Linked DNA regions of Homo sapiens: regions 2 and 3 are each linked to region 1. Evidence: chromatin loops called from intact Hi-C (ENCODE). Cell type or tissue: OCI-LY7. All regions are shown on one strand.

What was found. Peaks named below come from ENCODE experiments on the same cell type or tissue, not always from the same donor. Only the 100,000 strongest peaks of a DNase experiment are listed, where the experiment ranks them.
Region 2: it touches region 1 in a loop (7-fold over the local background); 19 of 110 quality-filtered maps call a loop at or near these places.
Region 3: a loop joins it to region 1, with 9 times the contacts of the local background. A loop is called at or near these places in 70 of 110 quality-filtered maps.

The regions. Positions count from the first base shown.
Region 1 is chr5:136,169,478-136,177,477 of GRCh38, forward strand. It overlaps SMAD5 (SMAD family member 5), which reads left to right. Exons shown (of 8, transcript NM_005903.7): 6 at 2,957-3,178; 7 at 4,899-5,155; 8 at 7,860-8,000. Among named protein-coding and RNA genes, the nearest start is that of SMIM32, 20 kb to the right of the region's middle. In OCI-LY7, CTCF peaks have their summits at 1,969, 4,784 (motif pointing left) and 4,993; a DNase peak (open chromatin) is centred at 4,744; H3K27ac peaks cover 284 bases.
Region 2 is chr5:135,882,733-135,890,732 of GRCh38, forward strand. SLC25A48 (solute carrier family 25 member 48) reads left to right here. Exons shown (of 8, transcript NM_001349336.2): 8 at 5,300-5,905. LOC124901074 (a long non-coding RNA gene) reads left to right here and starts at 7,724. Exons shown (of 3, transcript XR_007058947.1): 1 at 7,724-8,000. In OCI-LY7, CTCF peaks have their summits at 894 (motif pointing right), 1,101, 4,813 (motif pointing right) and 5,015; a DNase peak (open chromatin) is centred at 4,849.
Region 3 is chr5:135,945,273-135,953,272 of GRCh38, forward strand. LECT2 (leukocyte cell derived chemotaxin 2) reads right to left here. Exons shown (of 4, transcript NM_002302.3): 2 at 7,599-7,695; 3 at 5,951-6,096; 4 at 1,632-2,225. The coding sequence ends at 2,059. Among named protein-coding and RNA genes, the nearest start is that of LECT2, 5.7 kb to the right of the region's middle. In OCI-LY7, a CTCF peak has its summit at 86; no DNase peak of the experiment used is centred here.

The DNA of each region.
Region 1 (8,000 bases):
TACTATTTCATTGTCTTGGTTGTACCACAGTTTGTTTATCTGTTCACCTGCTGAAGAACCTTTTGGTTGCTTCTAAGTTTGAGCAATTATGAGTAAAGCTGGTATAAACATTCATGTGCAGATTTTTTATGTGGATATAGTTTTCATCTCATTTGAATAAGAAGCATGATTGCCAAATTTTATGGTAGGAGTATGTTTAGGTTTGTAAGAAACGGCCAAAGTGCCTTCTAAAATGGCTGTATCATTTTGCATTCCCAACTATGAATGAGAATTCCTGATGCTCCTCATCCTTACCAACATTTGATGTTGTCATTGTTTTGGATTTTGGCCATTCTAATAGGTGTGTAGTAGTATCTCATAGTTGTTTTAATTTGCAATTCCTTAATGACATAACATGTTGAACATCTTTTCACATGCTTACTTGACCAATCTGTGAGTCTGTGGTGGGCTCCCTACTCATATCTTTTGCCATACTTTAATCAGATTGTTTTTGAGTTCTTTGTATATTTTGAATTATAGTCTTTTATCAGATAGAACTTTTTCAGATTTTTTTTTTCCTAATCTGTGGCTTGTCTCCTCATTCTCTAGACAATGTCTTTCTCAGAGCAAAAGTTTTAAATTTTAATGAAGGCCAGCTTATCAATTATTTCTTCCATGAATTGTACCTAAAAAAAGGCATCATCATACCAGAAGTCATCTAGATTTTCTCCTGTATTATTTTCTAGGAGTTTTATAGTTTTGCATTTTACATTTAGGTCTGTAATCCATCTTGGGTCAATTTTGTGAAGAGTGTAAGGTCTAGTCTAGATTTACTTTTTTGATGTAGCTGTCCAGTTGTTTCCTGTATCATTTTTTGAAAAGATTTTTTTTTCTTCCATTGTATTGTCTTTGCTCCTTTGTCAAATACCAGTTGACTGTATTTACTTGGGTCTATTTCTAAACTCTATTCTGCTCCTTTGATCTGTTTGTCTGTTCTTTTATTTTATCATGATCTTGATTACTGTATCTTTATAGTAAGTCTTAAAGTGAAGTAGTGTCAGTCCTCCGACTTCATTCTTCTCCTTTGATATTGTGTTGGCTATTTTGAGGCTTTTACCTCCCCATATAAAGTACAGAATCATTTTGTCTATATCCAAAAAATAGCTTGCAGGGATTTTGATTGGCATTATTACTCTATAGATTAAGCTGGGAAACACTGCTATCTTGACGATATTGAGTCTTATTCTTGAATGTGCAGTATTTCTCCATTTATTTAGTTCTTTGATTTCTTTCATCAGAGTTTTGTAGTCTTCCTCATAGAGCATGTTCCTATTTTTTTATATTTGTGCCTAAGTATTTAATTTTGGGGATACTAATGTAAATTATAATTTTTTTATTTTAAATTTCATTTGTTTATTGTTGCTGTATAGGAGAGCAATCAACTTTTGCTTATTAACCTTGTATCCTGCAACCTTGCTATAATGCTTACTAGTTCCAGGAATTTTTTGGTCAGTTCTTTCTTATTTTTACATAGACAATCATGTAATTTGCAAACAAAGACAATTTCCTCCTTTCCTATCTGTGTACCTTTTATTTATTTATGGCATTAGCAAGGACTTCCAGTATGATGTTGAAAAGTGGGAGAGGAGGCATCTTTGCTTTGTTTTTGATCTTAGCAGAAAACCTTCTAGTTTCCTACCATTAAGTATGATGTTAGCTGTAGATGTTCCGTATCAAGCTGAGGAAGTTCCCCTCTATTCCTAATTTGCTGAGTCTCACTTAGTTTTTTAGTTTAACTTTTTTGTTTAAAATAATTTTACAGATACTGATTATAGTTAAATCCTTCAGGTCTCTGAAAAAGAATTTTTTGTCTCAAATTTAAACCTGAATTAGTTTATGTTAGAAAAACAATTAAAAATGTGTTGTTGCTGCTATGTTCTGAATTGTGTCGTCCCAAAATTCATGTTTTGAACCAAGGCCTGGGCACCTCCTCACTCCACCCAGAGGGTTGGGAGGGTAGAACATCAAACCAAAGAGGTTTATTCTCCAGCCTTAAGGCCTAATGCAATTTGCTTTGCTAGGTTTTCAGCTTCCTTGACCCATCATCACTCCCTTATTTTTTGTTTTTCCATTTTGGAATGGGAACGTCTATCCTGTGTCTGTCCCACCATAAGCACGTAACTTACCTGGTTTCATAGGTTTACAGCTGGAAAGGAATTTTGCCTCAAGTCTCGTATGTCATATGTAGATGATATTTGGATGATACTGGGTTTACAACATTAGAGTTGATGTGGAAATGAGTTAAGACTTCAGGGGCTGTTGGGATAGAATATATGTGTGTATTTTACATGTAAGAATGATGTGAATTTTGGGTTGCTGGGGTGGAATGCTAATGGACCATATTGAATCTCCCTAAAATTCATATGTTGAAGTCCTAACTACCAGTGTGATGGTATTTGAAGATGGAAATAATTAGGCTTGAGAGTGGGATTGTCATAATGAGATTAGTTCCCTTATAAGAAGAGGAAAAGAAACAGATCTTTCTCTAAGAGCATGCACTGAGGAGGGGCCATATGAGCACACAGTGAGAAAGCAGCTGTCTGCAAGCCAGGAAGCAGGTCCTCACTAGTTACCAAATCTTCTGGCACCTTGATCTTGGACTTCCCAGCCCCCAGACCTGTGAGAAATAAATTTCTGTTGTTTAAGCCACTCAGCCTTACGGTATTTTATAGCCTGAGCAAGCTACGACTATTGCCGATCCTGGTATTTCTATAACTTTTTAAATTGTCATATTCAAGCTGATTTCTAGTGCTTGTTTTCGGATATAGATTCACAGCTAGGAAGGACAGTGAGACTTGTGAAATATCTGAAAATTTTCTTTTTCATGTAATACTTGGGTTGGGTTAAAAGATAAACACATGGACAATCTGAGTTTCTGATATGTATTAAACTCTTTCTGTGTCTGGTTTGTTCACAGATGTTCAGCCTGTTGCCTATGAAGAGCCTAAACATTGGTGTTCAATAGTCTACTATGAATTAAACAATCGTGTTGGAGAAGCTTTTCATGCATCTTCTACTAGTGTGTTAGTAGATGGATTCACAGATCCTTCAAATAACAAAAGTAGATTCTGCTTGGGTTTGTTGTCAAATGTTAATCGTAATTCGACAATTGAAAACACTAGGCGACATATTGGAAAAGGTAATCTTGTCATTTTCCTACATTTAATCGAATTCAATCATTTGTTGTACTTGCCATGAACCATGCATTGTGAAAGGTGCTAGAAACATACAAAGAAGTTTGACACGTGGCCTCTGCCTTAAGTTGCCGATATTGAAGAATGTATTAATCAAATAAAGACATGATGTTCCCTCATTTTTTTGTCCTGCTTAGTGTTTCTTCCCAGTGCTAAGGATCTGAAATCATACTACCACTTTGTTTTTTGAGTGTTACCCTGACTGGAACATAAGCTGTACAGGAACTTGCTTTGTTCACAGCAGTATCCCCAGTAGCTAGAAGAGTGCCTCATTGTAAATACACAACACATATTTATGGAATATTGTGTATGAATGCTGGTGAAGGATTAGAATTTTATAATTAAGGTATTTGTGGAGTATTTTGGGTTGAGATGACTTGTAAGTGTTACCATGATGTGAGAGGAGCGGAATTAGAAATGGGAAATCTAGTGTGAATGATACTCCAGTGGCTTCACCACCACTGCTCCCATCTTTTAAATTTAGGCAATAAGGTTTTATTAATAATTCATCCTGCAGATAGTTGCCATAACAAACCGGGCCCTTTTCATACTGCAATAAAATGTCAAAGTCTCATGCATCAAGTGATCAGGAAGGAAACCCATCCCAGGTAAAGTGTATTGCCTGTTTCTTGAGAAGTTTTGTTTTTACCCCTTGCTGCATTTTGCTTCTTTAACTTGAGGGCATCTTGGTCCAAAATAGGAATAAAAGGTAAATAAATATAATTGTGATAGGATTTCTTATAGAAGTGATTCAAAAAAATCCTGCGGCCAAAAATAAGTTACGAAACAAAGTTTTCATTGTCTTGAGTTTACTGCCAACTTGCCTTAGTTTTTTCAGTGAAGTGCCTCACTTCTAGGCATTGATTTTTTTTTTCTTCCATCACAGTAGAAGTAATTTAAGGGAAATCTATTTTGTGAATTTTGAAATTCTAGAATCAGTTTTTTCTTTTTCCCCAGCATATAGTTCTAGGACCTTTTCTTTCATGGGTTAGTTTTGGGGTGGTGGAGGGATATGTTGGGAAAATACTAGGTGACTAGCTTTAGTTATATAATTTGAATATTTAATGTTAAAACTATTTCCACATATTTATATATTTTTAAAATTTTTATTTTTTTTGCCCTCACATCTTGCAAAGGAACATATATATTTTTAAATATAAAAAAATTTTAAGTAAGATAAATCTGCCATTTCAAAGCTCTTCTTATGACCTGAAATTATATATGTAACTTTGGTTTTTTTTTAGTGTTGCTGTCCTCTTTGTTAGCACAAAGAGTGCAAAAGTCTGTCAAATGACTGTTTATGATAGTTGATAGCACTGAGGATTTATTTGAAAGGACTCATCAAAAGATGATTTGGGGTTTTTTTTTTTTAGCCCTCTCTTTCTCTCATAGAGATGATAAATGATTGTTGGGAAAGGAAAAAGAGAACAACCTAAAAATGGATAACTTAATCTGCTGCCTATTTGAGGCTTCTCTTGTAGATGCAGGCAGACATTAACCTCTTGATTATCTTTGGCAGCAGAAGGCCATCTAGTGGTAACTTCTGTCTAAAGACTGCTGGAAGTTTGCTGTGGATTAATGGGTACTTTTGTTGCACCATACAGTCTATTTGGTTTCATTGTAATGATTCTTTTAGCTGACTCTTGTGATGTTTGTCTTTTTAAGGTGTTCATCTGTACTATGTTGGTGGAGAGGTGTATGCGGAATGCCTCAGTGACAGCAGCATATTTGTACAGAGTAGGAACTGCAACTTTCATCATGGCTTTCATCCCACCACTGTCTGTAAGATTCCCAGCAGCTGCAGCCTCAAAATTTTTAACAATCAGGAGTTTGCTCAGCTTCTGGCTCAATCTGTCAACCATGGGTTTGAGGCAGTATATGAGCTCACCAAAATGTGTACCATTCGGATGAGTTTTGTCAAGGTGAGTTGTGACCTCTAACATAATTTGAGTCACTATAAATGTGTATATTATGACTTTAGGTTATAATTTTTAAAAATTGTTAAATGAAAGTTGATAATTGCTTTTGGCCTGATTTAACAGGTTTTTAAATAAAATTATTGAATTTGTAATTTTAACTACATAATAGATCTAAGATTTCATTTTGTAATCTAGACATTATAAAATGCATGATTGATATTGATTTTGATATTGAATAGGGGCTGAGATTATAAGGAATTTTAGTTAAAAGACTAAATTTCTAGAAAGCATTTGTATTAGTCCATTTTCATGCTGCTAATAGACATACTCAAGACTGGGTAATTTATGAAGAAAAAGAGGTTTAATGAACTCACAGTTCCACGTGGCTGGGGAAGCCTCACAATCATGGCGGAAGGTGAAGGAGGAGCAAAGTCATATCTTACATGGCGGCAGGCAAGAGAGAATGAGAGCCAAATGAAAGGGGAAACCCCTTATAAAACTATCGGATCTTATGAGACTTTATTCACTACTGTGAGAACAGTATGGGGGAAACTGCCCCCATGATTCAGTTATCTCCCACTGGGTCCTTTCCACAACATGTGGGAATTATGGGAGCTACAATTTAAGATGAGATTTGGGTGAGGACACAGCCAAATCATATCAGCATTTAATATTAAAATTGCTATTTGAGTCTCTTAACTTCAACAGTTTTGATTATTATTACTAGATTTCATTAGGGTGACTTGGCAGAATTCTTTAGAATACTAAAATTATTTCATTCCTAGCTAAGTACTGTTATTAAAAGTAATGGCAGAAGCCACAATTACTTTTCCACCAACCTTAATATTAAGGATTTGCAAAGTTCAAAGGAACTTTTCAAGTTTTTCATCTACTCTCTTCACCTGACTGTATTGACATTCCAAAGATTTGTGCTTAAAATCTGAAAAGAATTTTAGTCATGTATTTAAGCAATCTGTACTGTATCTACATATTTAAGCAATCTGTACTGTATCTACATGGTTCTTAAGAATTTAGCACAAGAAGAGCACCTGTCACACGCTGTGCATGGGTTTTTTTCTTTTTGGTATTCAGCCCCAGTCCAGTGTTTTCATGATACTTTGCTGTAGATCTATTGTATACATCAGTTTACTGGTTACCCTGAAGGTATTTCTGCCTTCTTGTACAGTAATGTGACTTTTGCATATTTATTTTAATCTCCACTCCCCAATGTTCTTCACTCCCCTGACCGCCCTCCCTCCCCAACCCAGTTTTCCTGGGCCAAGACTACCATAAGCAGTAAACCAGAGAACCTGATAAATCCAGGAAAATAAAAGTGAAAAATTTCTATTTCAATTTTTATCTGCAGTTTTAGGCTAAAGATTTCAGCTCAGTTCATCCCAGTAATTTCCAACCTTAAAGGATAATCACTATGTGACTGCCACATTAAATTATACATGCATGTATTGATCAATATCTACAATGCCTTATCTGATATTCAAACAACTTGAAAATAAAAAATTTTTCGTTAAAAAAAAAAACCTGGGCCGGGTGAGGTGGCTCACACCTGTAATCCCAGCACTTTGGGAGGCCAAGGCAGGTGGATCACCTGAGATCAGGAGTTCGAGACCAGCCTAGCCAACATGGTGAAACCCTGTCTCTACTAAAAAATACAAAAATTAGCCGGGCATGGTGGTGGGTGCCTGTAATCCCAGCTACTAGGGAGGCTGAGACAGGAGAATTGTTTGAACCTGGGAGGCGGAGGTTGCAGTTAGCCAAGATTGCGCCATTGCATTCCAGCCTGGGCAACAAGAGAGAAACTCTGTCTCACAAAAAAAAAAAAAAAAAAAAAAAAAAGAAACTCTGACATGTGACATGATCTTACATGAGGCTATTTATGATTTTGATTTTGATTTTTTATATATGATTCCTTTATTAGTATTTAAGTGACATCTCTTTACATTTTTTAGTGGTTTCTCCAGGAATTACCACGTTATCTTTAACATACCCCAATCTACCTAGAGTTAATATTGTACTATTTTTAGAATGTAAAATATGAAAACCTTGCTGTTGAAGAGTTTTAATTACCTTCTTTTATTCTTTGTGCTATTCATAAATTTTACATCTGCACATTATATCTTATAATACAGTTAAAATTTTTCCTTTAAATAGTCATTAAGTCTTACAAAGAAATTAAGAGAAAATGGTATTTATAAATATTTGCAGGCAGATTCTTTGGGGCTATGTAAATACACTGTTTCTCCTTTATATTTTACCCACAATTTTTGCATTCTTCAATATATCTTGTCTACAGTAATTATTACTGTGGTGTTCTAGTGGTGATTTTCTATTTTGCATTTATCCCATTAAGGGAGAATGTATCTCAGATCAGAAATATTTGTTTTAATTATGAGATACTGTACTGTGTTACCTTTCTAAGATTAAAAAAAATTATGAACTATAACTGGCTCTAAGGGTTTCTTTTAAGGGAATTATATATTATTTTAGAATTCATGAATCTTTAAATAATGTAGCTGTTGTCTTTTAATTTCATGGTGAATACTAAGACTGGTTTTGTGATAGTTATTCTCTTTATGTAACTTCTACATATCTCTACTGTTAAAAGCTATCTTTTTCTTATGGTAAAATTGGTTTAGAGTGGTTGACAGTTTAAAGAGGGATTTGTGATGATATCTGTTCATTTTCATAGGGTTGGGGAGCAGAATATCACCGGCAGGATGTAACCAGCACCCCATGTTGGATTGAGATTCATCTTCATGGGCCTCTTCAGTGGCTGGATAAAGTCCTTACTCAGATGGGCTCCCCTCTGAACCCCATATCTTCTGTTTCA
Region 2 (8,000 bases), 290 kb before region 1:
CTGCCATCCCTACCTGTCCAAGACCAGCCCCCAGAGCTCCCTGGAATAGTGCTGGTCTGCCCTCGGTCCTGACATGCATGCTGCAGGTCTCACTAGCCTACTTTCGGTTTCAGGAAAACTGATTTTCAAGGAAAGAAGACATAGTGCTCTTATGATACCTTTGCTGAACATTTTCAAATAGCCCCGGCAACCCTGAGAGCCTCTGCCAGTCTGTACTTTGCCTCTTACTGCTTCACAAACCCAGTCTCCAAATGGGTTGTTTGACCCCAAGATCCAAGATTTCAAGACTCCCGTTAGAAGATGTTCTTGTCTTTCCTCCTTTTTCCCAGGGTCTCATCCCATTAACAGGTCAATGCTAAAAGTGTCTGCAGAACCCATGATGTGAATTTACTGAAGAGAAAGACTCTCCACCAGGTGGGCTTTCAGCCAGGCAGGCTGTCCTCAGAACCTCTTCCTTCCTTCACAATTACAAGCATTCTCATCCCCACCCCGGCTGGGGCAGCGGAGCTTCTGCCTTGGAGGGATTCAACTGACCATTGGTCAACTGATCACCAACTATTCCAGCTTTGGACCTGCACCTGGTAACAAACAAACGAACAGAACAAAACAAAACTGGAGTAAAATAGACCCTCCCCCCATGGCCATTGTAAACTCACTGTGAATTCATGGAAGAGCTGGAGTTGGCTCTAAGTTTCAAAATAAAAGCATTAAAAACCTCTTCACATTGTTTCTCTGTCAGATGCCTCTGCCTAGCTTCCAAGAGGCACCTGGCCACTGTCATTCCTCTCTCTCTGTTCAGGCCTCTGTGGGTGTTGCAGGCCCAGAGGGAAAACCCCTCCACACAGGTGAGGAGAGAAACTGAGCCGGGGCAGCCTGGCTTCTTTTTTCCCAGATGCCTAAGGTCGGCAGCAGAGGGCGTAGTGGTTGAACAGGGTGATGAGGGACAGAAACCTTCTAGGGGTTCTCCCACCCTGAGCAGTGGCACACGTTGGTGACTTGCTTCAGAGAGTTTGGCCCTGGGCTTGGTTGGGGTGGGCACTCTCTGGGCCTTATTTTTACATGGAGAACAAAACAAAACAAAACACTTGATCCACAGTCTGGCTTCCAGAGTGACTTCATTGTTCTAAATTTTATTCCTTACTAGAGCCGCGTGGGGAGGCCATTGCTATTTTGCTGTTATGTGGCTTGTGTCCCTGCAGCCTCTTCCAATTCTGTGCCCACAACAAGCATTCCTAGTCAATCATAGAGCCCTTTCTTGATGAGCTGAGTGGCGCCTCAGAGTCTTTCTCAGCACAGTGCCGTGGCAGCCACCACCAGCCGTGCAGAACTGTCATACAAAATGAATCTATTTGCCATCCCTGGCTTAAATCCCAGTGAAGGAAATGTCCTCAAATTTGTTCTTTTTTCTTTCTCTTGAAAAGGTCTTCCTTGGTTTCTCCACTACGCTGTTCCCCAACCACCCCCTGCCTTTGAGTGATTTGGGCCATGTCTCTGAAAAATCTCTGTCTTAATAGACCGAAGACCAAAGCAATTCTATGGTGCAAAAGAGTTGAAAGTGTTCCGTCTCTTCGGTGTGAAACCTGTTACTGGAGCGGAGGGTTCCATGCTTGAAATAAAACCCTCAGCATGCCCTCCTCAATATTTCTCCTTCACAGCCCCTGGGACTGCAGGGTCCCCTGGGTATCTCTGCAAGTTACTGTTCAAGCTGCCCACCCTCCAGCAGTGGGACATTCATTCATTTGTTCAGTCATCAAACATTTGCTGAGCAGATGCTGACCTAGGTGGTGGGGACAGCCATGAGGGACTCCAGTGGCATGTCATTCTGGTGCATTGGAGAGGCTCTATTGATGGGAGAGACCAGCCTGCCTGTCTGCCCCAGTATCACTGGGTCTGGGTGGGCACGGAGGATGCGAGTGAAGAGATGCTTCTGGCACCTGGTTCATCCCTGGGTAGACCTGAAGTCTCTGCTCTAACACATCCTAGAATGTGTTTCTTAAGTCTGCCTCAACTGGACCATTTCCCGGTGCGAGGCATGCTTGCACAGTTTGTTTAGAAGTGGTGCTGTGTCCACAAGGCCAACTGGGGTCTTCTACTGGGTGCTCCTGATGAGGCTGAGATGCAACAACCACCTTCTTCAGGTGTCTGAGCTTTTCCTAGTTTCTATTAATCATCATGGCACCTCTTGATGGTAGAAGGAGGCATGCAGAGAGAAGCATTGCTGATCCAGTTCACAGATGAAGGAACTGAGGCTCCAACATACCTGAGCCCCAGCTCAGGACTTTACCACCAATCCCATTTGATAATCTTCCTGAGGCTACACTTCCCTGCTGTCCAGCCCAGGGTACATCGCCAGCAGCCATGATGATGGCTATTTTACGGTGTAAAAAAGACAAAGTTGTTGGGACACATAAGTATGGCGTCTGAAACTGCTATTGAAGGCCTCCCATCAACCACATCAGAACTGCCCTTCTGGACCCACCTCCCATTGCTCTGGTCCAGGTTCCCTGTGCTCTCATCATTTCCCCCATCCCATCCAGTGCCAGGCATACAATGGGCATTTAAATGTTGCTGAAAGGGTTCCCAAGTGATCCCACAAGCCTGCTGGGCCAGCTGCTGTGTGCCCAACACCCTCCAGGCTTCCCTGCCTCTATGCTTTTCTTTAACCTACAGGACACTCTTACCCCCAGCATCACCAGGAACAGGAATGCTCCCTGTTTTCGACCCAGCTCAGATGCTTTAAGCCCTTAGATGTTAGGGCTTCCTTGCTTCTCTCTCTCTCTCCCCTCCAGCAGCATCCATGGTCCTTCCACCAACGTGACCCCTCTGGCACTGTGTCCCTCCCTGTGCTACAGTCATGTCTGTGCACCCTCTCTTTCTCACTGGCCTGTGCCCCCCTTCAGAGCCAGGGCTGAGTCTTCCCAATCCTTAGATTCAGCATAGCAGCAAGAATGAACAGGGTTTAGAATAAAGGAAGCATAAATTAATGGGCAAAAATGCAAGCATGACCATGTTAATTGAGAATTGTTTGTAATAATGAAAATTCAGAAAGTTTCTAAATGCCTATCAATAGAAGAGGGGGTTGAACAAACAGCCACTAAAAAGAATGAGATAGATCTCACATATATTGTCATGGAAATATGTCAGCAACATTGTAAGTGCAGAAATGGAGGGGCAGAATAACATATATGATGTTATTCATTTTCATTTTAAAATATATATCGTATATGGGTAATTATATGGGCATTGAAAAACCCTTGAAGGATACACACCAAATTTAATAGTGGCTATTTCTGGGATGTGGGATTGGGAGAAGGCTTTCAGTTCCGAATTTGATGTTGGTGATTTCTTTGTACATCACTATAATGATGGTGATTTGATGATGGTGATTATTGTAATGTTTTAATTTTTTTACAGCACACATATATTGTTTTTATAATTTCTTAAAATAAAAGCACACCTTATTGCAGAGCTAGGGCTCCCTGCTGGATACTTGTTTTCCAGGCTGCGGGCTGGCTCTTCCTCGCTGCCCAGCCTCAGCCCAGCTCTGAGTAACAGCCCCTGCCACACCCCCTCCCCCCGCCCTCCTCCATGCTGGGCAGACAATGCCTCAGCACATCTTCTGCACCTTCACTCCCACTCAGGAGCACCTGGGCTGCAATGAATGAAACTCGGCTTTATTGAAGAAACTCAGCTCCAGCCCAAACAAATCTCATGAGGTAGCCAGATCTGGGAGGGGTCAGCCAGCAATGGATCTGCTTCCTCTTAGATTTTTCTGGAGAGGGCAATCTTGTGGAATAGTTGGGCCAACAGCTTGTGAGTCTTCCTCCATCAACACATTATGGTTCTATTTAACCAAATATATATATATATATATATATATATATATATATATATATATATATATAAAATATATATATGTGTGTGTGTGTGTGTGTGTGTGTGAGAGAGAGAGAGAGAGAGAGAGAGAGAGTGTGTGTGTGTGTGTGTAGTCTGACTGTGGCCAGTGCTGTTACAGGCATTGGGTGACAATGGCAGGGACCCTGCCCTCAGGGAGCTTAGTATCAGGCATTAATTTCTGTTGTCATGGTCAGGAAAGTCTTTAAACAAATGGAATCCTATTTTTAAGAAGGATGAAAACAAAACAGAATTCCAAGCCAAGCACCAGTTTTGGTGTCTGTGCCTTGGAGTTGGGGGGCTTCAGGGTTGGCCAATTTGCCTTACCAGGAAAGATGAAAAGAAGAACAAAAATCATTACCATACAGCAGCAGTCCTCAACAGCAGCCCCTTTCACTCCTGAAAATTATTAAGGACCTCGAAGAACAACTGCTTATATATTTACCAACAATTACTGGAAATTCAAACAGAATTTCAAAAATATTTATCCATTTAGGTATAATAATAAACCCATGACATTTTAACATAAATAACATTCTATGAAAATAACGATTCTTTCTAAACCAATATAATTAACGAGAAGACTTGCGTTTTCCGTTTTTGCGGCGAAGTCTGGCTTAAACAGAGGGCAATTGTGTTCCTCTGTCTGCTTTTGCTTTTAGTCTATGGGTTATCACTTGCATTATAGCCTTTGGGAAACTCCACCGTATGCTTGTGAGAACATAAGATTGAAAAGAGCAGATAACATCTTAGTGTTCTATGAAAGTGGTTTTGACCTCGTGGGTCCTCTTTGAGAACTGCTGCCCTACAGGGGAAAAAATACATATGTGTGTGTGTGTGTGTGTACATATACACACACACACATATATATGTGTGTATATACATATCCCTCGCCCAAAGGCTGATACCCTGCAGAACCACCACTTGGTGGCAGTAGAGGTCAACTAAACCCTCCGCAGGAATCCGCGTCTGGGAGTGCACGATCTTGGCCCTGTGGTGAGAACACCTGGGCCCCGTGACACTTCTTTTCCTGTTTCCTGGGTCTCACCATCTCCCTTGGCGTTGCCCTTTTCCTTCTCTGTGGTGGCAAGAACTTCACATTAGGGAGGCCTTCCCCTTGGGTTCCAGTTTCACGCAGGCCATCAGCCACCTGTGCTCTTGCAGGCAGCAGTGCCCCCTGTGCTCTTGCAGGCAGCAGTGCCCCCTGAGCCATCTGTAAAATGGCCACACTGGTCTCCCTTACCTACTTTGCACAGCTTCCACAAGAATCAAGTGCAAAAGTGTTTTTGTAAACTGTAAAGTGCAAAACATAGGGGTTAGAGGAAGGGGTGGCCTGGTGTGATTTTTCTGGTTTCTGTTCTTTGCCTGCCTTCTTCTCTGAGTCTGGGTTGTTTGCTGTTTCCAGGAGGTGAACACAGGATGACTACAGTGTTCCCTGGGCCTCATCTCTGCATGTGAAGCCCTGAGAGCTGCAGATGTTTGGCCTTTGGACCTCCAAGTGGACATCAATTAGCAAGCGTGGGCTAGGATGGTGCAGACACTGACGTGGCCCTTCTGATGCCTGGGATGCCTCATGAGTCACTGATTCAAGCCCTCCAAGGTTCTGATCCCCAATGCCCACTCTGCTAGGCTGGCATCAAAGAGCTTTCCAAGAAATGTTTGGTCCAGCTGAGAAGTCCTGACCATGAGCACCAGGGAGCCAGAAACCACCCAGAGAAACGTTGCTTCACTCCTCTGTCTGAGGATGGGGAGGGGCCAGTGAGCTCTGGGCTCAGCCACTCCCTCCAGTCTCAAGTAACACGTCCCCGTGCCTCCAGTCTCCTCTCAGCACCGACCAGGTTTTTCCCCGCTCCTGCACCCGTGGATCCTGAGGACAGCGGTAGCGCCTTCCTCACCGCACGCTGAGTCCAGTGCGTGCTCCTCACTGTGCACTTATTAGTGTCTGTTGAGTGATTAAATCACATCCTCAGGTCTGCAGCAAATAAATGAAAGTTTCTTTATTTTTTATTAACTAAATTGAGATTTTTTTCAAGCTGATGACAGAAAAAAATAATTTTGCCATTTCAGGGTAAAACTTCGAAATTCCAAGTTAAATGCCCAGTTCAAGATTTTTTCCTTCTCCACCTTCCCCTGGGGTTGACTTTAGATCTGGGAGGTTTGGGATTTAGGGAGAGGCTTCAGGGTCCTGGGAGGTGCTCTGTCCTACCCTGGTGTTCTTCCTGGCTAGTCCTGGGCATGGCTTTCCCTCCAGGGTGGCTTCTGTATAAGCATCTTCAGTCCCATTTGGTCCCTGTCCCGTGGTCCGAGCCTGACATATGTGCCCATCCCAAGGCCTCTCCAGCCTTACCATCCTCCAAGACACATCAGTGCCCCTCTCTGCCCTGTGTGAAAATCTTTGGTTTCTCCGTTGAAACTATTCAGGGGGCTGCATCAAGCCCAGCTTCCTAGGGCCAGTGGGTGGTCCTCCCTATACCACACCTTAGGTGTGGTGGCAAGAGGCATTCTCTTTTCGTGTCATCTCCCAGGCCATTCAGGGGATACAGCTCATGTGCCCTTCACTCTTGGTTTTCTACCCTCCCCAGGAGTTCTGCCCTCTACCCCGAGGCTCTGCTGGGGGCCAGGCAGAGAGCTCTTCTCCAGGGAACTCAATAGTGTCTGCCATCATCCTCTCCTCTCGGACTTCTCTTCCATAGTCCAAGGAGTTACTTTCTATCCCAGGGCTAGGAAGGTTACCACTGGAAACTCTAAAGCCAAGAATTAACTTCTGTATCAATAACCTCTATACCAATAAGTGCAGAAAATACATCAGACACAGTCCAATCTCATTCATGATAAAAGTGCTCAACAGACTGAGAATAAAAGGGAATTTTCTCAGCCTGATACTGAGCATTTATGAAAAGTCCACAGCTCACATCATATTAATATTTAATCGTGAATGACTGGATCCTTTCCCACTAAAATCAGGAACAAAACAAGAATGTGTACTCTCACCACTTCTATTCAACATTGTATTGGAAGTTCTAGCCAGAAATTAGCCAAGGAAGTGAAAGAAAAGGCATCCAAGTTGGAAAAAAAGAAGTCAGTTACCTCTATTTACAGATAATATGACACAGTTTAAAAAGTGAGGGTTGTGCAACCTGCCAATGTACTAAAATATATTGAATTATACGCTTCAAATGGATGAATTGTATTGCATGTGGTATATGAAGCGTATCTCAATGAAGCCATCTGTTTGCTGTTGTTGTTGTTGCTGCTGTTGTTGTTGTTTGTTTTTTTTTAAGACAGGATCTTGCTCTGTTGCCCAGGCTGGAGTGTAGCGGTGCAATCATGGCTTACTGCACCCTCGACCTCCTAGGCTCAAGTGATCCTCCCATCTCAGACTCCGAGTAGCTGGGACTACAGTTGCATGTCACCATACCCAGCTAAGTTTTGTATTTTTCATAGAGACTGGGTTTCACCATATTGACCAGGCTGATCTCAAATTCCTGGGCTCAAGTGATCAGCCTGCGTCAGCCTCCCAAAGTGCTGGGATTTTAGGCATGAGCCACTGTGCCTAGCTAAAGCCATGTTTTTAAAGTGATAAAAATAAAGAATGAAGACCTTTAGGTCCTCTTTGAGTTTCTGCTGAGGCCTTCCTTTGCAGAGAAAGGGAGGTCTTGGTCTGGGGTCAATGAAGCAGAGTGACAATGTGACAATGGGAGGAGAGGAATTGTGAGGTTTGAACATCACAGCATCTTCCTGCTTCAAACTGGGTGGATGTAAAGAGGGAGGGATGGATGGATAGATGGGCAAGCTAGCTTTATGGCTGGCCACATCTTGGCCTGCAGTGTGTGCTTTGATCTGGAATCTGCTGGAAACAACTCTGCCTGGGGCCTGGCAACCTGGAGAGGGTAGCAACTTCACTGCTTGTGAGCAACGTGCTTCTGGCCAAGTTATGCAACCTCGTTGGGCCTACTTATCTCATTTGTGCAGTGGGAAAAATTACATACAACAATTATATAAATATCTCATGGGGTTGTTGTGAGGATCCAACCAGATATTCTACAAAATAGGCTTAGAGGACTGCCTGGTACAGAGTAAACAATAAATATTAGTTCTCCTTTCTC
Region 3 (8,000 bases), 220 kb before region 1:
GGAATTTCTCCATTCCAGGTCATGAGTCTGGTTTTTAAAACAATATCCATATCCACCTGTGTTTTGCCTCCTAAATAATCAGAAGGATGATTATTTGGAAAACTAAGCTTATATTTTATTGTGCAAATATTTCAGAGTTTCTTTTAAAATTGCCTTTAAGAGCTGATGTGCTATTTCCTTTTTGTGTGTCCTCAGTGGTGTACAGCATTTATTTTTTGAAAGCCAAATTTCTGGAAACAACCTAAAGTTATTTGGTACCAAGGAGATGCATATTCAAATCAGACAGTGCTAGATATAGTTTGCCATTGAAAGTAATAGCAAAAACCGTGATTACTTTTGCACCAACCTAATAGATATAAGAAGGTGCTAAATGTGTGACATAGATTCTCAATTACCTGAGAGTCATCATGATAACTCTTTCTTCCTGGCCACCCACTGCAAGTCCTGTTGCTTCTGTGACATGTTATTCATAATAATAAATACCCATGAAATCACCTCCCAACTGCAAAACTACAGCACTGATAGTAACTTATATCTTTCTGTGTGGTTCTCTCTATCTAGTTATGAGTTAACTAGAGTTCATTATTTTCTTGCTCGCCTTCGTATATGATTTTGTTATATAAAAAGGAAATTGTATTTTAACTGTTTTAATGTTATAAAAAGAATTATCATCCATTATGTAATCTTCTGGACTTTTTAAAACTTAAAATTATATTGCCATGATTCATTCAGGTCATTATGTTTAGCTGAAGTTCATTTATTGTGACTGCTGTTGACTATTACATTCTATAACTTTGAGATTATTTATTGGATTTCACTGTTGATGGGCATTTAGGTCACTGAAGGTTTTGCTATGAAAAATAGTGATATCATGAACATTCTCATACATATGCCCTGATACACAAATGCAGCCATTTCTCTAACAATAAACTTCAGTTAATTATGTTTTCCTCTAACAATCTACACATAAGAATATAATCATTCTGCTGGCATTTTCTGCATTCCGAACAAATTTAAGCAGAAATTCATGAAGTTTCCAGAATGATTAGTTCAATGTATTCATTTCTTACCAACTGGCTAAACTCTAAGGAGCCAGAATTATTTCTGGTCCTTTGGACATTTGTATGGTCTTGTTTCCTCATAGTACCTGTTGTCAATATAACTAAGACAGAATAACATAGATATAATACAATGATGTGTAGAAATAAGTAGCTGTAATATGCATATGGCTAGATGAAGTTGACAGGCCCAATTCCATGAGACACTTCAGATAAAGGTAGGCCTCATTCTCACTCTAGTCCTTCCTGTAGTGCAGCCTCACTGTTTTCTTGGGATATGTTTTCTTGGACTGCCATCATTCATAATCATGTGGGTGAGTGGATGGAAATACCAGCAAATCCTTTATTATCCATGAAAGCAGCTCTCTCTCCAACCAATATGATAAACCTAAGGATATTGCTGAGAGTCTACTACCTAAACTCAACTTATTCATTGAATATGTATTAAATGTATACTAAATCTAGCATTATAAACCACTCACTGTTCTTGTACCATAGAAACACTTTCAGGCTTTTTCTTATTTTCAAGCAGAAAGGTTGCTAGTTTTAGAGGTGTCAAAAATGCAGCCTGGCCCAGCGTAAGTTCTCTTGTTTATTTATCTTAGATCTTCGGGACTGAGAAATCTAAAAAATAAAACCACTCAGATTCCATAGGTGACAGATCAAAGAGCCCGAAGCAACCAGTTCACATGAACATCAGAGTGACAATGAGTTAAAATCAAAATGTTTTCTTTCTTGCATTTATCATGTTTCTATTTAAACTCAAATTTCCTTTTTTTAATTAAAAAATTTTTGTGGGTACATAGGTGTATTTGTTTATGAGGTACGTGAGATGTTTTGATACAGGCATGCAATGTGTAATAATCATGTCATGGAAAATGGGGTATCCATCCCTTCATGCATTTTTCCTTTGTGAACACAAATTTCTTGAAGAGAAGGGTATGCATCCAGGTTTTTAAGATGACTTTTTATTTTGAAGATCTGACCATTGGCCTTCGATTTACAGGTATGCAGTAGGGTCACTCGAGTCACAGTTTTCAATGTGCACATGCGATTGTATGCCAGGATAAACTTTCTGCAAGGGCAATAGAGTTCCAAGTTTTTCTCCCTTCTTAATAGGACCTTTATACTTAATTGGCTTAATGTAGAACATTTTGACACAAAAACCTAAAAGAAAATAAGTATAATTATTTATCTGGGCTTCAGTAATCTTGAATCTGAAATTAAAAAAATAACAAATGGACAAAAAATAAAAAAAAGAATGTTGAATGAACTCAGGAGAGGAATAGATGAAAATGACAAAATGATATTAAAAAGGAAGACTAAATTACAAGATGCCAAAGGAAGAATAGATTCAAATGAAACGCTAATAAAGGCATTGAAGAATAATAGCAGGAAAATACTAGCTAGTTAGAAAAGGTGAGCCCTGAACAATGTCAACTCCAAAACATATTCTGATAGAATGATTGGACTTTAGAGATAAAGAAAAATAGAAATAACTGGAACAAAAATACAAACTTTGCTAAATATCAAAAGAATTAAAAAGGCAAAGACCCAAGTAGAGAAATAGAGTACAATATAATAATTATACAATAAAATGGTGTTGGGTACAAATACAGGAGTCATGTCTATAAATGTGAATGGCCTTATCTTGCCTATTAAAAGATGTCCCATTGGGTTGAAAAGCAAACCCCAATTGAATGCTGTATGGAATAAAACACAGCGATTGAAAAGGCTGAAAGTGAAGAGCTGGACAAAGATTTGCCAAGCACATGGACAAAGATTTGCCAAGCAATAAGAAAGCAAGGGCTATTGTCCTGTTACCAGAAGAGTGGAAATCAGGCCAAAAGGCATTGAAACAAGACGAAGATAATGTAAGAGGGTAAATGCCACAAGTCACAATGAAGATATAACAGTTACAACTATCCATGCACTAAATAGCACAAGTCATCTATATAAAGCAGACACTACAAGAGATGCCAGGAAACATAGATAGAAACCCACCAATAATAGGAGACTTTGATACACTAGTGGCACTGCAAACCGGTCAAGTGAGCATAAAAATAAGGCTGTAAAATTATGCTGTCCAATATGGTAGCCACTAGCCACATGTGGTTATGCAGCACTTGAAAGGTAGTTAATATGAATTGAGATGTGCTTTAATGGTAAAATACACAGTGGATTTTGAAGACTTAGTATTTAAAAATGTAAAATATCTCAATAATTTTTGTATTACATATTGATATAATACTTTGAAAATATTGAGTTAAATAAAATACTAAAATACCATGTTTTTTTACTTCAACATGGCTACTAGAAAATTTAAAATAATAATAATAATAATTATTATTATTATTTTTTTGAGACGGAGTCTTGCTGTGTCACCCAGGCTGGAGTGCAGTGGCGCGATCTCGGCTCACTGCAGGCTCCGCCTCCCGGGTTCACGCCATTCTCCTGCCTCAGCCTCCTGAGTAGCAGGGACTACAGGCGCCCGCCACCACATCTGGCTAATTTTTTGTATTTTTTAGTAGAGACGGGGTTTCACCGTGTTAGCCAGGATGGTCTCGATCTCCTGACCTCGTGATCCATCCACCTCGGCCTCCCAAAGTGCTGGGATTACAGGCACGAGCCACCGTGCCCAGCCGAAAATTTAAAATTATATATATGACTTCTGTTATATTTCTATTGGATAGTTCTGCTGTAGAAGAGCTAAAACTCCATCAGGTAGGTTTTACGAATAAATATTAAACAAAAGATGTGCAAGACCTCTACACTGAAAACTACAACAACCATTAATATAACAGTGAAGGAAGACCTAAGTAAGTGGAGGACATAATATGTTCATTGATTGGAGGACTCACTACTTTAAAAATATTAGTTCTCAATTTGATCTGTATATTTACTGCAGATTCAGTCAAAGCCCCAGCAGGATTTTTGGTGGAAATTAGCAAACAGATTCTGTAATTTATTTGGAAATGCAAATAACCAAGAATTGCCAAGGCAGTCTGAAAGAAGAAGAAAGTCAATTCCAATTATGCATTCTGGAACTGGGGAAATAACCTCTTGGTAGATTGGAGGATGCACTGGGCTCACTGTAAGATGGACCCTAGTGAAAAGCTATATTTACCACCTGACTCTAAGCCCCTAGTCTGACTGGTGAACCACAGTGGCCTTTTAGATCTCCAGGAATTAGTGTCAGTTTTGAGCAAGTGTCCAGTAATCTCTGAAGAGCCTAATTATTTCTTCCCTAATGTGCTGTCATCCTGCTAAACCGTTGCAGGTCCCTTTGGGGACAGCTAGAAGTAAGGTTTACAGTATAAATGTTTGGCTGCGTAGCAGGACCCTTACGCAAAAGGACTGAGCCTCCCTTTTGTTCAAGAGGCTCTGGGACTGTGAACCAATTCAAGCCTGGGAATTTATTGGGAATTGGGACCCATTATTGTGATGACTGAAGTCAGCATTTTGTTCATCAGACCTGGAGCATTTCCATTCATACAAGTCCAATAAGGCTTTAGTTGGCTGCTCATCTATTCAGTTCCTGAGTCACCATGATTACTAGCCAGTGTCACAAATCTCTGAGATTTAGACGAATCTGATTACTGCTTCTGCTCTCACTGACCTTGGCATTAACTGTTAAGTGCCACTACAGAGGACACAGTTCAATGGCAGAAGTTTCCCTTGTGACATTGGCCTACAGAGGACAACCACTATGTAGCTCCTCAAGGATGTGGGTTCGCTCAAAAGATGCCTCTCACAGGCTTGGTGAGGAGGGTCTCCTCTGGACTCACTCCCAATAGGAATGCATATATATGTTCATTAAAAGGTATAAGGAAGTTCGTAGCAGCAATTTTATAATCATCTTAAACTGGAAACTGCCCAAAAGTCCATCTGAGGAAGAATAGATAAATAGATGAAAGTATACGCATATAATGGAATATCATGCATCAGAAAGAACGTGGATACAAAAACATAAACTGCATAATCACGATGTGGAATGAAAGAAGACCCAAAGAGTGCATGCTGTTTAATTCTATTTATACCATTTTTAGAAACAGGAAGAACTAATACATGGTGTTAGAACTTGAGATAGTGATTATCTTGCTGGGAATAATGACTAAGTGGTAGCACAAGGGATCTCTGGGATGTGGGTGATGTTCTTTTTCTTGATTTGGGTGCTGATTACACAGGTGTGTTCACTTTTTGAAATTCACGGAGCTATACATGGATGTGTTGTGCACTTTTATGTGTGTATTTATACCTTGATGGAGTAACCAAACAACAAAACCAATACCTGGAGTACCAGGAGATCTAGCTTTACCTAAAACTTAGAAGCTTTCAAAAATATTTCACATTCAACTCTTGCAGAAGTGCCAGCATTTATGATTTGTGGGATTTGAGTAAATGCAAGTATCTATCCATTATGGTTAGCATTGCTGAAAGTGGCTTTGTTTATAGATTGTTAAGCAAAACCACATGGGCCACAGGAAGGAATGCCTCCAATCAGCTGTGGGGTTTCGTGAAGTGTGTGCATGAAGCAGAAGTTTTCAGAGAAAATGGTGAAACGTCCTTGAAAGTGCCTCAGCTGGGAGAGGATCAGAAAAAAATATCTATCGGGTACTATGCTTATTACCTGGGTGACAAAATAATCTGTACACCAAATGTCTGTGACATGTGGTTTACCTATATAACAAATGTGCACATGTACCCCTGAACCTAAAATAAAAGTTTTTTAAAAAATGCATCAGCTAGTTTGGGTACACTCTATATTCTTTCTGTTCCAGGTTTTATCATTTTGAAAGAAGTACAAAATCTCTACGTATGGAACCTGCATTAAATAAATGAGCATCAACATCTCCAGGAGGCACCCCAGGTGTAGACTCCACCTCTCTTACCTCTTCCAGATATTCGAACACCATTATTGATAGCATTCTTGTTTTGATAAGGTTTCTCCTGGCCCACAATCATTCCAGTGAATGGTGCGTACACAGTAGATCCAGCAGAGCACAAGATGTCCACACCCTGGTGAGGCCTCTGACTTCTAGGATGTAAATAAGAACGAACAGACTGAGGAACTGCCTTAGGGGAGCTTTACTGCCTGGGAACATGGTGTTAGCCCACTGTTTGCAGACGAGGTACCAAAGCTTGAAGCTGCCAGAACATGTTGGGATGTCCCAGGATGCCTCACTCTGTTTAGCCCAATTTTAACCTCCCTCCCCGCAGGTGCTAATAACCATATCATAAAGATGAAAGCATTTAAAATGGTACTTGGTACATAATAAGCCTTAAGCAAATATTAGCTACTATTATTTTATGGCATGTTGGGGGAATGAGGCAGTCCATGTAAGTGCATTTTCTAGATACCTAGATCTTGACATCTTCAAGCCCACTTTGAAAACAGCTGTCTTTTTATGGGAACCTATCATAAAAGTATCACATGTTACCCTAGTCTTATTTTTCTTGCAGTGATCTAGAAAAGTGATTGTAAACGTCACTTACTGTATATGGTATTTTAATACAATGAGTGATACCTCCTGGGTTTATTAAAGTGCATGGAGCCCAAATCAAACTATTCTAGATTGTGACGTGCCTTGAGTTCGTCTTAGCAACCCCTCAGCTCTTGCTTCCCGCTGCTGTCACTATGCCTGCTCTCACCAGCCTCCCCTACCTTCTAATAGGCTGTCACCTGAACGATCAGGTTCACCAGGATTGCTGCAATTATGTACAAAGCAACACTGAGCAAGCTCAAGAGCCAAGAATTTACTGTATCAATCAAGTGCATAAACTTTGCAGTATAAGCTGAGTCTGAATTTTGGCAATTCAAGGGACGTTTCCCATATTTCCCTTCTCTTAGTCCTGTTTCAGTATTTGAGGTTGCTTTGTAAGTAGTATCTGTATATGTGAGAGTTCCCCTCTAGTTAGGATGGAGATCAGTGATATGACTGGACACATGGCTATTTCATTAGAAAGTGGCACCCCAAGGTGATGTTGGGTATAACTGAAAATTCACAAGTGTGACCCTCATTTTCTGGAAGAGATAGTGGTGCTTTCTCTCCTGCTTAGGGCCAGCCTCTAATATTCAACATCCAGAGCCTGAGCCAGTAACCGCGTGGTTTGGTGGGAAGAGGAACCAAAAGCCTGAATTCAGGTCCAGGCTTCACCATCTCCAACTGTGCTTGGCAGGTCCCTTAACCCTTTGGTACCTCAGTTAAAGTTTCTCTTCTATAAAATGGGATAGTTGTGTTTAATAACCCTTTGGAAAAAAACAGTTGAGATAAGTGAATGTGTGAAGACATTCAGAAGGAAAACATTGTGTTTGCTCCCTGATCTTTTCCTTCTTCCACATTCTGATCCCAATTTATAGCTCATACTTGAAGCAGAGTTCTTGGAAGCTGCTCCAAAGACAGTGATGTAACTGGTTACATCTCTGGTTTTTCATGCTGTCAGAACTGTGAGCCCTTGAGGCAACCAACGTTGGGCAAGGACACTAAGAAAAGAGGTTAGGGACCAAAGGGTTGGGTGGGTGGTTGTGCAACTTCATACCTTTGAGCAGAGTACTGTCCACAGCCATGGCGGTCACACGTCCGGATCTCATTGGAAGACTTGCCAGCACATATATTAGCCCATGGCCCTGCCAGTGCTAAAAAGGAGAAAAGTGAGAGCAGAGCTCCTGGCCTCAGACATTTCCTATCCCCATTTGCCTTATCAGTCACACAGTTGATCCTGACAATTCTGTTTTCACTGTAGTTTTCCCTGGACTTTATGTATTTATGGGAAGATCGTCCTTCCAGAATTTTATTTCCTGATTCAGATGTAAAATTGGCTTTTTCCCTGGCCACAGAATTCTGCTTTGTGACGTTAGAGTATCAGTGAATACAATTTTTTTTTTTTTTGGATCGGAGTCTCACTCTGTTGCCAAGCTGGAGCACAGTGGCGTGATCTCAG